2 separate regions of the Homo sapiens genome follow, and region 1 is linked to region 2. A link is a loop called in an ENCODE intact Hi-C map of the cell type or tissue named here. Cell type or tissue: CD14-positive monocyte. All regions are shown on one strand.

Region 1 (2,500 bases), 45 kb after region 2:
GTTTTAGGCTATGAATTGGACTCCTTTCCATTGCCATGATGGTTACTACGTCACCACTGTAACGTCTGATTTATCTGTATTTATATCTAGGAAATTTTCTCAATCTTCTGTGTAAAAGGCGAACTTCCTTAGCACCTGAACATGGCCTCAATTCACGAAATGTGATGATCATTTACATATGAACAACTTTTGTAAGACACGATAGTGTTGCTCAAGTAGATTAAAAACATTGAAACGTTGTTATTCCTAGCAAATGTCCTGGGAAAAAAGAACCGTCAAATACTAAAAGGCTTTAAGAATGTTGAGGAAAAAATGAAATCCCTTATGAAAGTCAACTCAGACATGAATTTTTAAATTAAAAAATGTCCTTATTTATCTATAATGAAACAATTGCTTTGATGATAGAAGTTGATTGAGAAAAGGACTTGAGAGTAATACACTGGCCAAACCATGCTATTAAACTGAAGCGTGCACAGTTGCTCAAAGTCTACTAAATCACTGATTAAAACCACTTTTTCATTTGTACTGAAATTTGAAAAGAATGTATATAAAGCTTTTCCAAAAATCTCTTAAAGTTACTTTCCCTTAAACATTAAGGAATTTTACCACAATTTCTGCGTCTCCCCACGTTCTTAATAGCTGGTCAGGCCATTCCATCTTCAGTTCTGAAAAATGGCCACTAACCAATAGTGACATTAAATAATACACACGATGTAACTTGAAGGAGACACTACATGTGAAAAAGAAGCTGCAGACCATGATGTGTGGGATACAATTCAACATGAAATCAGTACTCAAGAAAGACTCCAGAGGAAAGGGCAAAGAGATGCCAAAGAAAATGGAATTGTGGAAAAGAGAAACAGAGAAACATGAGTTTTCATAGCTTTTCTTTTGCCGGAACCCAGATGTAAGAACCAGATTGTTCTTCTATGATCTGTTTCACTTGGTTGTAAATGTCTTCCAGCGTATCCCCCTGTACAATAGCTGTAATGATAGAAACAAAATCAGAAATCTCCATTAATTGTCTATTTTTGCCATTACAATTATTGATGAAATAGTAGAAGCTAGTATCTTTGAAAAAGTTACTCATCCAGGAAGAATCACCATTTACACACTGTTCACTTAGGAAAAAAGGCTCACTTCATTAATTTTCCTATTTATATAGTATAAAATTTTTATCTTAAAAATGGATCAAAAAGTAAGACTTGGAGATCTTTTCTTTTGTTCTTTTACCATCTGAGCATATATTAGCTTTATTATTTTAAAACAAATTATTTTCTTAACTTTCCTGATTTCTCCATAAACATATGTAGAAAAAAGGAAACTGGGTACAATCCCATAGACAGGATGATGTAAGGATAATTTTTTTTTTTTTTGGGGTAGGATCTTGGGGGAAAAGAGCTGATTACAGATTGATACTACTTTTTTCAGTTAAGCTAGCATGTCAGGTACTGTAGTGTAGGTGAATTGAGAGATACCTAAGCTAGCTTGTTAGTGGTTAGAGACTTAACAATCAATGTTTATTTGCTGTCTGAAATAATGTGTGAAAAAAAGAGTAACAATTACTAACAACTAATTCTTTGGGAATAGCTGAAGCCCCTGAGGTCTGTGAGGGATTAGTTAATAAAGCAAACAAACAAACAAAAACAAAGTATCGCTAGACAGCACTAAGCATGAGTAACTAACTTTTTAAGAAAGAAAGAAAATGTTTATGGTTGGGCATGGTGGCTCATGCCTGCAATCCTAGCACTTTGGGAGGCTGAAGTGGGAGGGTTGCTTGAGGCTAGGAGTTTGAGATCAGCCTGGGGAACATAGTGAGACCCTGTGTATTTAAAAAAAAAAAAAAATAGCTGGGCATGGTGGTGTGTGTCTGTAATCCTGGCTACTTGGGAGGCTGAGACAGGAGGATGATCTCTTGAGCCCAGGAGTTCACAACTGCAGTGAGCTATGATCGTACCATTGGATTGTACCATTTGCCTGGGTGACAGAGTGGAACCTTGTGTCTCGTAAAAAAGTTTACATATAAATGAAATAATTGAGAATTGCAAATTAAATAAGTCACTTACTAAACTACAAAAAAATGCCCAGTGATCTTGGAAGAGCATCATAGGTGTAGATTTCCATGGTCTGAAAAACTGAGCATAAAATGTCAAAGGGGGATTTTAAATAATACTGTCTATTTGGTACCTGAGATGATGTGCATAGAAGAAAGACGTTGTATGTAGGTAGGAAGCACTTATACATAGCTAGGAACGCCTGAATAACCAAGAATTTTCAGTAACATGATATTCGCTAGTATCAGTTTTGTGAGACTTCTACCTTTTGAGCTAAATGCAGACATGCCTCAATGTCCCTGAAGACTCAGTTCATTTGACAAAATACTTGGTTCGTGGGTTTGGCATCTTGATGCACCCCAACAGCACAGGACAGAATCCCAGAGCATTTCATAGTTTAGGTTGACAACAGCACGCAAGGATTTATTTTAGAGCATTTCATAGTT
Region 2 (2,500 bases):
GCTGGGGGTGACGGCTTGTGCCGTGTGGGCCACAAGGCCCTGTCTATCCTGTCACTGTCCCTCCTGCACAGCAGTGTTCTTCTACCACACCACCTCGGTGGCCTCTCCAAATGAGACCAAGGGGGGCAGGGCTAGTAGGCCGTGTACTTACTTCTTTGTACCTTCCAGAGCGCTGAGCACAGGGCTGTGCACACAGCAGGCTGGCCGACCCCAAGCACTTGTGGGGCCTAGGACAAGAGTACCAACAGAGGCCCGCCTACCATGTGGCTCCACATTAAATGTTACAAATCAAGCTAACAAGCTATTAAAGAGAATGTGTCCTGTCCTCCTACTTTGACAAACAAACCTTTATAAAGACTCAGCAGCCTAGAATAGGAGCTGCGGACAGAACAGGCTTCCCCGCCATAGCCCACCCGCTCTCTTCCCATCCAGGCTGCAACCCACGCTTCGAGGGCCTTGCGCATTGCAGAGGACACGGCAGCCTGCTCATCACGCTCAACTACACCTCCTGCGAGAGCTTTGGCCACCTTGGGAGGCAGGATCTAGGTAAGGGGCCCTCCAGACCCTGGAAGCTGGCTCAGGGCTGTTTGAGGTATAAAGTCCAGGATCCCAGGTATCTGGAACATGGTGTGAAAAATGGGCTCTGGGGCCAGGTGCGGTGGCTCATGCCTGTAATCCCTTTGGGAGGCCTTTGGGAGGCCGAGGTGGGCGGATCACGAGGTCAGGAGTTCGAGACCATCCTGGCCAACATGGTGAAACCCCATCTCTATGAAAAATACAAAGAGTAGCCATGTGTGGTGGTGGGCGCTTGTATTTCCAGCTACTTGAGAGGCTGAGGCAGGAGAATCACTTGAACCCGGAAGGCGGAGGTTGCAGTGAGCTAAGATTGTGCCACTGAACTCCAGCTTGGGCAACAGAGCAAGACTCCGTTTCAAAAAAAGAAAAGATGACCCCTGAGTGAACGCATCCCTTTTCCCTGTGATTGCTCCCTCTGTGGGTGGGGTGTGGGGTGTGGTCTGGGGGAGGCCTCTGAAGGCTTGCTTCTCAAAGTGTGGTCCCTGGACCACCAGCACAGGCACCACCTGGGAGCTGGTCTGAACTGCAGACTCTCAGTCTCATGCTGGCCCTTCTGAACCAGAGTCTACATTTTAACAAGATCCCCAGGCAGTTAATGTGCACATCAAGGTCTGAAAAGCACTGCTTGAAAGCACAAAACCGAGGACTAGAATCCCTCTTGCCTAGGTCTAGGGGTGGTACTGACAAGTAGGTATCAGTAAGTATTTGCTCAACAAATGGCCAATAGCCCTACAACAGGCCTGGTAGCCATGGGGGTGCTGGGGCATGGCTGCCTGACTCACAAGGATTTCATTTCCTTTTTCTGGGGCCTCGGTGGCCATGTGTCCGCTATACACCCTGCTTCTGGCCTGTGCTGACTGGTCCAGTGGTAGATGCCTGACGCACACTGGGCCAATCAGATGATCTCTCCCAGGAATTCCAAATTGAAGACAAGAAAACAGGCTCTGGAGTAATAGCAGTAGTGACAGTGAACATCCTTCCTGCACCCACCGTGTGCCAAGCACTGTGCTGAGTGTTTTGTGTCTTAGACTCTATGCCATGTGCCAAGCACTGTGCTGAGTGTTTTGTGTCTTAGACTCTATGCCGTGTGCCAAGCACTGTGCTGAGTGTTTTGTGTCTTAGACTCTATGCCGTGTGCCAAGCACTGTGCTGAGTGTTTTGTGTCTTAGACTCTATGCCGTGTGCCAAGCACTGTGCTGAGTGTTTTGTGTCTTAGACTCTATGCCGTGTGCCAAGCACTGTGCAGTGTTTTGTGTCTTAGTCTCTATGCCGTGTGCCAAGCACTGTGCTGAGTGTTTTGCATCTTAGACTGGATCTTCACAACCACCTCACCAAGCTGGTGATCGTACTGTGTGTTTTTCAGATGAGGGGCTAGGGTGCCCAAAGGTTAACTTTCCTTTCCAGAAGTTCAGGGTAGGGAAGTGGTAGCATGAGGCGAGCTGGAGTGACTGTGCAGCTGAGACTCGTCCATGTGATGCAGAGACAAAGTCGGTCAACTCTGGCCATCCAGGTCCCCAGGAATTGACTGGCTTTGTGATAACTGAGCCGACTTCATGGAAAATGGCCTGTGTGCAGTGGTGGGCAAGACCTGGCTCTGGGAGATGGCCACAGCGGCGAGGGGTGGTGGTGTGGGGGCCAAGTGAAGCCATGAGAGAGGGAAGCAGAGAAAACCTCCCCTTCCAGAGGGAGAGCAGAGCACTGATGAAGACCAGCCGGGCCCACCCCCACCTCAGTAGATACCACAGAGCACCCACTGTAGGGTCTCTGGGAGATCCGCTCCCCACGCCCCCCTCCAGTGAGTTAGCAGCGAGCTTGCCAGAGAAAAGATGTGGGCCGCTTATTTTGGAGGTGTGGGGCAGGGGGCAGCAGAGAAGTTTGCACCCTTCTCTGCACCCATCCACAGAAGGGCAGACACCCCAGAGCC

Evidence for each region. Hi-C counts contacts between places; a loop is a spot of excess contacts. Peaks named below come from ENCODE experiments on the same cell type or tissue, not always from the same donor. Only the 100,000 strongest peaks of a DNase experiment are listed, where the experiment ranks them.
Region 1: it touches region 2 in a loop (2.3-fold over the local background); 10 of 110 quality-filtered maps call a loop at or near these places.

Annotation. Positions count from the first base shown.
Region 1 is chr3:197,043,746-197,046,245 of GRCh38, forward strand. DLG1 (discs large MAGUK scaffold protein 1) reads right to left here. Exons shown (of 25, transcript NM_001366207.1): 25 at 1-984. The coding sequence ends at 878. Among named protein-coding and RNA genes, the nearest start is that of MELTF, 15 kb to the left of the region's middle. In CD14-positive monocyte, no CTCF peak of the experiment used is centred here; no DNase peak of the experiment used is centred here.
Region 2 is chr3:196,999,027-197,001,526 of GRCh38, forward strand. It overlaps the pseudogene RPSAP30. Among named protein-coding and RNA genes, the nearest start is that of MELTF-AS1, 2.6 kb to the right of the region's middle. In CD14-positive monocyte, no CTCF peak of the experiment used is centred here; a DNase peak (open chromatin) is centred at 1,385.